Linked DNA regions of Homo sapiens: region 1 is linked to region 2. Evidence: chromatin contacts called from ENCODE Hi-C or POLR2A ChIA-PET data. All regions are on one chromosome and are shown on one strand. The core of a region is the stretch at or near the end of the contact, and the rest is flanking DNA. Distances in the headings are between cores, read along the strand shown. Region 1 overlaps CLMP (CXADR like cell adhesion molecule). Region 2 overlaps CRTAM (cytotoxic and regulatory T cell molecule).

Region 1 (4,421 bases), core at 1,161-3,660, 230 kb before region 2:
AATCCCAGCACTTTGGGAAGCCGAGGAGGGTGGATCACCTGAGGTCAGGACTTTGAGACCAGCCTGGCCAGAATGGTGAAACCCCATCTCTACTAAAATAAAAAATTAGGGCCAGGCGCAGTGGCTCACACCTGTAATCCCAGCACTTTGGGAGGCTGAGGCAGGCAGATCATCTGAGGTCAGGAGTTCAAGACCAGCCTGGCCAACATGGAGAAACCCCAGCTCTACTAAAAATACAAAAATGAGCGAGTCATGGTGGCATGCATCTGTAATCCCAGCTACTCAGGAGACTGAGGCAGAAGAATTGCTTGAACCCAGGAGACAGAGGTTGCAGTGAGCCAGGATCGCACCATTGTACTCCAGACCGGGCGACAAGAGTGAGACTCTATCTCAAAAAAAAAACAAAAAAAAAAAAACATAAAAAATTAGTTCGGCTTAGTGAAATAGGGCAAAGGAAGCAATCAGATATGCATTTATCTCATGTGTGCAGAGGGGTAACTGTGAGTTCTGTCTGTCCTTTGTCCACAAGCAGTCACCTTGTGGGCAAATTGTGCAGGAGTACTGTAAGCTTTTTTTTTTTTTTTTTTTTTATCTTTGTAGCTATCTTATTTCTTATTCAGGAATAGAATGGAAGGCAGGCCAGGCGTGGTGGCTCATGTCTGTAATCCCAGCACTTTGGGAGGCCAAGGAGGGTGGATCACCTGAGGCCAAGAGTTCAAGACCAGCCTGGCCAACATGGCGAAACCCTGTCTCTACCAATAATACAAAAGTTAGCCGGGCATGGTGGTGTACACCTGTAATCCCAGCTACTCAGGAGGCTGAGGCAGGAGAACTGCTTGAACCCAGGAAGCGGAGGTTACAGTGAGCCAAGATTGTGCCACTGCACTTCAGCCTGGGTGACGGAGCGAGACTGTCTCAAAAATAAATAAATAAATAAATAAAACCAAGGAAACAGTCCTGTCTCATAGAAGTCTCTCAAATACTTAAAAAAAAAAAAAAAAAAGAATGGGAGGCAGGTTTGCCGACATCGTTCCAAGCTCGACCTTCCCTTTGGCTTCCCGAGGGGTCCCGAGGTTTCTTTTCCTTTCATAAGTCTATGCTTAATACATGCATAGCTGTACACTTGCATGGTTTCCTCCTTTCCTTGACTTAGCTGTGTGAACTTCAGTATGTAAGTCAAACTTCAAATTCCTTACCTGTAAGATGGAGTGGTTCTGAGCATTTAATATAATACTTTATAACTAAAATGCTACACAAACATGAAGTGTTATTATTTTTGGAAGGAGAGGCAAGGCCTAGGTGCAAATGTACTGTATTTTTAACTTTTATTTAGAACAGAGGTCTCTTGGACTCTCAGCCCCAGGCTTGACTACTTTGTGCCACTGGGAGTACTCCCTTTCCTCTTCTTCACACCATCAGGAAAGGCAGGCTGAGAGTTACGCTGCTTGACTCTGCCTCGGTCTATCCCACAGGTGATCACTTACTCCAGTCGTCATGTCTACAATAACTTGACTGAGGAACAGAAGGGCCGAGTGGCCTTTGCTTCCAATTTCCTGGCAGGAGATGCCTCCTTGCAGATTGAACCTCTGAAGCCCAGTGATGAGGGCCGGTACACCTGTAAGGTTAAGAATTCAGGGCGCTACGTGTGGAGCCATGTCATCTTAAAAGTCTTAGGTAAGATAGGATGCCAAAGTGAATGTCTACAGCTTATTTCTAAGGTATCTAAGAGGGATAGCCATATGCATCACGGTGGTACAAAACATCATGTTCAGTACTTTGGATTACACATTCAGAGGTCACCTCGTCCAGTTCCCTGGAAAGAAATGTGTATCTTCTGTATTATAGCCATAATAAAAAATGAAAATATAAGAGCAATTTTCCATAGTTGTCCATTACAAAACATATTCTCTAATATTTAAGTGGGATCTTCATATTTAAGTCTCTCAGATATGATTCAAATTCATTTCTGTTTTTTGACAGCAAGAGCTACCAAGTTCTACTTAATTGCTTCCAAATTAATACACTTCTGTATCAGTAAAACCATGCTCAACTTTCCTAAAATGTCCAATAATAATGTGTCTTCTTTGAGAAGTAATGAGGCAGCCTCTGCCCCAAAAATTAAAACAGCACCACTGGAGTTGCGGGTATGTGTGCTTAGGGGATGGAGGTGGATGTTTTGGTGGGGGTAGTGTAAAGCAAGGCTAGTTGAATCCCCACTCAAAAGTTGACCAAAACAGATGGCTGGAGAAGCAACTCAATAGGACATAATTTTTCCATTGAATCTGGTGTTTGGGGATCTTTGAATCACTACACTTTTGCTTGTTGTTGCTGTTGCCAGTGAGACCATCCAAGCCCAAGTGTGAGTTGGAAGGAGAGCTGACAGAAGGAAGTGACCTGACTTTGCAGTGTGAGTCATCCTCTGGCACAGAGCCCATTGTGTATTACTGGCAGCGAATCCGAGAGAAAGAGGGAGAGGATGAACGTCTGCCTCCCAAATCTAGGATTGGTAAGTCATCTTCCTACCAATCTATTGAGCCAACAAAATAGTCCTCTATCCGTGAGCTCTAAATCAGCTTTCTCAGCAACTCACTATGTGACCTGAAATACCCTGCTGAACCTCCTGAACTGCCATTTTTAAAATCCATTAACTAGAACAGAAAATCTGTCTTTCCTTTCCTCAAATGACATGTAAAAGTAGTAAAAGAGATTGGAAGAAATGTACTACATAAATCCACTATATCTAAATATTATGTTTAGTATCCCTTAAATGTTCACAATCTTTTGTAACTTTTGAGGATGTGCTACAACTTAAAAAAAATGTTTACCTTTCTTCTCATGTTCCCAAAGGATATCTTTTCCATCATTTCATTCTTATCAAATAGCATTACGGAATCTCAGCTCAGTGATACAATAAAGTAAACAATAAATATAGATACCATCACTAAAGGGATTTACAGTCATTCTTTCTGCTTGTGCAGACTACAACCACCCTGGACGAGTTCTGCTGCAGAATCTTACCATGTCCTACTCTGGACTGTACCAGTGCACAGCAGGCAACGAAGCTGGGAAGGAAAGCTGTGTGGTGCGAGTAACTGTACAGTGTAAGCATCCAAAGAGGTTTTAGTTTCATTTTTCTGTTTGTTTTTGCATTGTAGATCAATGTTAAGACATTCTAATCATAAGTAAGAGTAAGGTTAAGGTCAAAATCTTTATCTCCAGAAGGATATGGCTATCACCAAAATAAATTCAGTAGTTGCAAAGACCACTCAACAATTGACTGGCCAGGCACAGTGGCTCACACCTGTAATCCCAGCACTTTGGGAGGGCCAGGTGGGCAGATCAGTTGAGGTCAGGAGTTTGAGACCAGCCTGGCTAACATGGTGAAACCCCGTTTCTACTAAAATACAAAAATTAGCTGGGTGTGGTGGGCGCCTGTAATCTCAGCTACTCAGGAAGCTGAGGCAGGAAAATCTCCTGAACCTGGGAGGCGGAGGTTGCAGTGAGCCAAGATCACGCCACTGCACTCCAGTCTGGGTGACAGACTGAGACTCCCTCTCAAAAAAAAAAACACACACAAAAAAAACCAGCCCAGCGTGGCGGCTCATGCCTGTAATCCCAGCACTTCGGGAGGCCGAGGCAGGCAGATCACGAGGTCAGGAGTTCAGCCTGACCAACATGGTGAAACCCCATCTCTACTAAAAGACAAAAAATGAGCCAGGTGTGCTGATGCGTGCCTGTAATCCCAGCTACTCAGGAGGCTGAGGCAGAAGAATTGCTTTAACCTGAGACACGGAGGTTGCAGTGAGCCGAGATGGTGCCATTGCACTCCAGCCTGGACAACAGGGCGAGACTCCAACCAAAAAAAACAAAAACACACCAGTTGACTCTGTATTTACAAACATGTGAATTAGCCAGCCCCCTAAAGAAATTCACTATATCCAGGGGAGTACTAAATAAACACCATTCCTAAAAACAAAAACAAACAAAACCGTGCAGCTAGTTAGTTATATGCCACTACCATTCTAGGCAAGTAGATGAGATTTCTCCCCTCCACAGAGTGTTTGTGAGTGTGTATGTGCATGTGCTCATGCACACACACGTGTGTACATGTGTTATAATCAAGAATTTGATTTGCTTCAAGTACAGATGAGAGACAGTAGTAGGCGACTAAGAGCATCAGCCGTGGAGTCAGATAACTGCCTGGATTTCAATCACAGCTACCACTAACTCTGTAGTACCTTAGGCATATTTCCCAATCTATAAAGGAGAATAATAGTTAACTGTCTCATAGAGTTTTTCTTTTTTTCCTTTTTTTTTTTTTTTCTGGACAGGGTCTTGCTCTGTCACCCAGGCTGGAGTGCAGTGGTGTGATCTTGGCTTACTGCAGCCTCTGCCTCCCGGGTTCAAGCGACTCTCCTGCC
Region 2 (5,138 bases), core at 1,348-3,847:
CTAAAAATACAAAAAAATTAGCCAGGTGTGGTAGCAGGAGCCTGTAATGCCAGCTACTCAGGAGTCTGAGGCAGGAGAATCACTGGAACCCAGGAGGCGGAAGTTGCAGTGAGCTGAGATCGGGCCACTGCACTCATCTCAAAAAATAAGTGCACTCCATCTCAAAAAATAAAATAAAAACAAATATGCCATTTCTGTTAACATGTAGCAGATTTATTATTTTAAAATAAATTGACAGATACATATTTTTTTAATTTCTCAGTTTTAATTTCTAATAGGTAAATATTGACAGACATCACCTATATAAGTAAAAGTTCTTTGGGGTTCTCGATTATTTTTAAGATTGTAGAGAGGTCCTGAAATCAAAAGTTTGAGAACTGTTTTTCAAATATTTAAAAAATCCTATCCCCAGGTAAGTAATAGAAAACCAAGATTCCGCATTTTAAATACTAAAAAGATGAAATAAACCAGGTGCAGTAGCTCACGCCTCTAATCCCAGTGCTTTGGGTGGCCGATGAGGGAGGATTACTTAAGCCCAGGAGTTCAGACCAGCCTGGGCACCATAATGAGATTCTGTCTCTATAAAAAATTTTAAAATTAACCAGGTGTGGTGTGTGCACCTGTAGTCCCAGCTACCCAGGAGACTGAGGTGGGAGGATCACTTAAGTCTGGGAGGTAGAGGCTGCAGCGAGCTATGATTGCACTACAGCACTCCAGCCTGGGCTACAGAAGGAGACCTTGTCTCAACAAGAACAACAAAAAGAGCCAGGTGTGGTGGTTCATGCTTGTAATCCCAACACTTTGGGAGGCAGGCAGAGGTTGAGGGATCGCTTGAGCTCAGGAATTCAAGACCAGGCTGAGTAACATGGCGAAACCCCATACCTACAAAATATATGAAAATTAGCAGGGCGTGGTGGCTCATGCCTGTGCTCCCAGCCACCCCGGAGGCTGAGGCAGGAGGATCAACTTGAGCCTGGGAGGCAGAGGTTATAGCGAGCCAAGACTGTGTCACTGCCTTCCAGCCTGGGCAACAGAGTGAGACCGTCTCAAGAAAAGAAATAAATAAATGATAATTCTGAAATCTGGGTGAGGTGGCTCATGCCTGTAATCCCAGCACTTTGGGAGGCCAAAGAGGGAGAATTTCTTGAGCCTAGGAGTTTTGAGACCAGCCTGAGCAACATAGGGAGACCCCGTCTCAGCAAAAATTTAAAAATTAGCCAGATGTAGTGGTGCATGCCTGTAGTACTAGCAACTTGAGGGGCTGAGGTGGGAGGACTGATTGTGAACCTGGAAGATTGAGGCTGCAGTGAGCCGCGATCACACCACTGCACTCCAGCTTTGGTGAAAGAGTGAGACCCTGTCTCAAAAAACAAAACAAAACATAAAAACAAAGATAGCCTATTCAAAAATCAATTCCTGTTGCTCTACTCTCTTTCTCGAAGCATCACACTGTGGCTTTTTCAGAGGAAGGCACTTCTTTCCTCAGGACCACCCTAGTCCTGGTGCTGGCATGACCCTCACTTTACCCAGGTCCTTCCATGCAGAGCACAGGAATGAAAGGGGTCAGAACCCTTATGTGTAAATGTGTTTTAAAGCATCCTCAGCTAGTAATATTTTTTACCTAATTGGGTGAACAAAATGTTTGTAACATCTATATGTCAATATAGTAGCAGCTAGCCAAATGGAAGAAACAATGAACTAATGGAAGCTATCAACAGCTGATGCTGGCGTTTCTCTTTGAATACTATTTGGAGATCTGGCAATGAGTACAGCAAATAGATCACAAATAAAAATTAAGTCTTAGCCTATTATTCTTATTATTATGAGACAGAGTCTCGCTCTGTTGCCCAGGCTGGAGTGCAGTGGCGTGATCTCAGCTTACTGTAAACTCCGCCTCTCGGGTTCAAGCGATTCTTGTGCCTCAGCCTCCCAAGTAGCTGGGATTACAGGCGTCCACAATCATGCCCAGCTGATTTTTTTATTTTTAGTAGAGATGGGGTTTTGCCATGTTGGCCAGACTGGTCTCGAACTCCTGACCTCAGGTGATCTGCCCGCCTCGGCTTCCCAAAGTGCTGGGATTACAGGCGTGAGCCATTACGCCTGGCCTTAGCCTATTATTAAAAACATCTTTAGCTATAATTTTGAGTCATACAGAGCTATAGCCGTAAAGGTGGAGAACTGCCATTTCCCCCTTCATAGTAATTTTTGTAGATGGCTTGAACAATTGCTGAAAATTAAGAATGCATTTTTTTCGACATTGTTGGTTCTCCTATTGAAGAACCTGAATGTCTTTAGGAAGCTTTTAGATACAGGCTCATCCCCCACATGCCCTATGCTTCAGTTCTACTGCTGGAGGTGGAGGCGTGGGGTGGGGATGACTCACAGAGGGGTGGGGGTGGTTGTGTAAGGTTACTGTACAGCTCGGTCTGTAGGTCCATGAGTCTTACAGTGCAGCTTCTGCAATGACTACTTTTGGTTTGGTGAGAAAGTGACCCATGGAAAGTTTGTGGTAGTCAGAGGGGGCCTGTTAACCGCAGCCACAGCCCCCACAGGGCATCACGGCAGCTTTCCCACAGTGAGGTTCTCCTAAGCAAGCTTGCCTTTCAGCATCAGCGATTTCGTCTGATAAAAGAGCTTTTTCAATAAATGCATTGTCATCCAACAGTTTCCTCTTTCACTGATGTGAGTAATTCCTTATACTTTAGGATTTGATTACACAGAGAAGTACCTTGTAAAACAGTGAAACTCAGAGTCCTACTAATTGCAGACTTCTTACAGGACTCATGCATCTTAAAGGATACCTCTTGGCTCAAAGAGTTGTGTACAGTTTTAAAATTATTTCTTGGACTTTTGGGGAAAGAATCATAGAATAGAGGTTCTGAGAATGGAGGCAACTCCTCTTCACATTTAATATTGGATGTTTAAAATGGTGTTCAACTCAGAATATTAACATGGTTAAACTAAAATCTTCAAAGCAATTATAACAATAAAATAAATCTAAACAGGAATTATGTCTTCATGTATCTGTGTGTTTCATATTCACATAAAATGATATTGACAATTTAGGTTTATTTCAGCTAACATTATCTCCTTCTGGGTCAAGTACAAAGATGCAGTATGATTCATATGATTACTCCAAAAACACAACAGCAATAAAACGATTTAAAGTCATTATCAAAAAGCAAGCATGACACTATTTGCATATGGCGCTGTGCTAGGCTTTCTGCTCAACTGGGGTTCTTTTGAACATTGGAATAGTTGGAATTCCGTCACTCACCTGGAGAAATTTCAATCAGTACAGGAATTTGCTATTAGGAAAGCTTTGTTGGCAGTAATCTTAATCTGAAGGACTCTGCCCACTGCATTTAATTTTGTTTGATAGTGTAATATTAAAGTAAATCAAAAATTATTCAAGAGAATCATTAGTTCTTCTTACCCAAATCTTCAAACCGGAAGGGTGCTACTAGTTTTCTCCCTTGCAGGCCTCTGTGTCGGATAATGCAGTCCACCGTTGAATTTTTGCCATAAGTGTGGATTATGAGAGTGCTGGTAGTATTACATTTCTTCCCATCAGTTTCAAATTCATGGAGCGTTCCACCTATGTAGCAATTTGAAGAGGTTATGGCTATTTAATGCTACTGGATGAGGTTGGTTCTATTAGAGGCCAATGGCCTTGACTTCATGGCAAACATTAGATTTCTAACCTCATTCTAACCTCAGCCAGTTCCCTTGTATAGGCTTGGTTCTGGTCACAAAGGCAAACAGATGAATGAGAGTAGATGATGGTTTTCTACAAACTTTTCACTACTGGAAAAAAAAATTCAAAGCTTAAGAAGGACAGCTTGATGTTGTTATGAAACACAAAGATCCAAGACCTTATTCTGGTTATATGAATAAGGCGAATTAAAGGGAAGTCTTATAATGAAGTAGAATTGGCACTGCCCTGGGAATCAGATCTGGGTTTAGGTCTTTTCTCTCTAGAACTCCATTTGGCCCTCAGTGTTCTCAACTGTAAAGGGTCCTTTGCAACTCTAAGAATGTTGATTACAGGCCGGGCGCAGTGGCTCACGCCTGTAATCCCAGCACTCTGGGAGGCCGAGGCAGTTGGAACACCTGAGGTCAGGGGTTCGAGACCAGCCTGGCCAACATGGTGAAACCCTGTCTCTACTAAAAATACAAAAATTAGCTGGGTGTTGTGGCATGCACCTGTAATCCCAGCTACTCCAGAAGCTGAGGTAGAAGAATCGTTTCAACCCAGGAGGCAGAGGTTGCAGTGAGTCAAGATCGTGCCACTGCACTGGGAGACAGAGTGAGACTCCATCTCAAAAAAAAAAGATGGTTGATTACATAGATATCAAAGGTAATGTCTGTTGAAATGTAAGCAAACTATAAACAGTACCCAGACACCATAATTAATTAGTTATTCTGTTTCAAAGGCTCAACCTTTAGGTGCTTTGTTACAAGAATATTTTTAATCTGTTCTTGTGGGTATGACACAATATAGTACTATACAATATAGGGAAGATCATATCTGTTCCAATTATATGTATTATGTTAAATATATTTTCGATTTTATATCTGGGAAAAAGTTTATGCTCACAGATATTATACTTCTTCTTTTTTTTTTTTTTGATAGAATTTTGCTCCTGTTGCCCAGGCTGGAGTGCAATGGTGTGATTTTTGGCTCACACCACAACCTCCACCTCCTGGGTTCAAGCAATTCTCCTGCCTCAGCCTCCTGAGTACAGGCATGCACCACCAAACCCAGCTAATTTTATTTTTAGTAGGGACGAGGTTTCTCCATGTTGGTCAGGCTGGTCTCGAACTCCTGACCTCAGGTGATCCACCCACCTTGGCCTCCCAAAGTGCTGGGAGTACAGGCATGAGCCATTGTGCCTCGCCTGAGATATTATACTTCTGTATTATACTTATTTTAGACAATTTTGTGAAATTTTAAGAAGTCATTATAGTTCACTTTAGATTTTTACCTGTTTTAAACAAAAACATTTTCAATATCTATGATTAGCCTTTCAAGATTAAGGCATAAAATTGATTGGTTGTAAGAATAACTTGTCTGGAAAAGAGCTGATGAAATATTAAATGATGTCTTCTGGCATTGTCTGCCACTAGAGGGTGCC

Evidence for each region. Hi-C counts contacts between places; a loop is a spot of excess contacts on that map. ChIA-PET counts read pairs that join two places held with the same protein, here RNA polymerase II (POLR2A). Pooled maps may share reads with other maps.
Region 1: a loop to region 2 is called in a pooled map, with 2.6 times the contacts of the local background. The contact joins two enhancer-like sites. A Hi-C loop is called at or near these places in 4 of 50 pooled maps. POLR2A ChIA-PET finds 5 or more read pairs at or near these places in 5 of 52 experiments (CD4-positive, alpha-beta T cell, PC-9, activated CD4-positive, alpha-beta T cell and 2 more).

The regions. Positions count from the first base shown.
Region 1 is chr11:123,081,765-123,086,185 of GRCh38, reverse strand. It overlaps CLMP (CXADR like cell adhesion molecule), which reads left to right. Exons shown (of 7, transcript NM_024769.5): 3 at 1,473-1,674; 4 at 2,339-2,506; 5 at 2,979-3,101. LOC124902775 (a long non-coding RNA gene) reads right to left here. Exons shown (of 2, transcript XR_007062927.1): 2 at 1,309-3,172. Among named protein-coding and RNA genes, the nearest start is that of HSPA8, 22 kb to the right of the region's middle. RefSeq lists an enhancer at 2,271-2,565. Within about 2 kb of position 2,410, at least 20 of the 41 ENCODE cell types and tissues checked have a DNase peak (open chromatin) inside an H3K27ac peak, as active enhancers do; they include PC-9, where a contact is called at or near this core.
Region 2 is chr11:122,854,155-122,859,292 of GRCh38, reverse strand. It overlaps CRTAM (cytotoxic and regulatory T cell molecule), which reads right to left. Exons shown (of 10, transcript NM_019604.4): 5 at 3,437-3,598. Among named protein-coding and RNA genes, the nearest start is that of CRTAM, 18 kb to the right of the region's middle. RefSeq lists an enhancer at 2,568-2,777. Within about 2 kb of position 2,597, at least 9 of the 41 ENCODE cell types and tissues checked have a DNase peak (open chromatin) inside an H3K27ac peak, as active enhancers do; they include PC-9, where a contact is called at or near this core.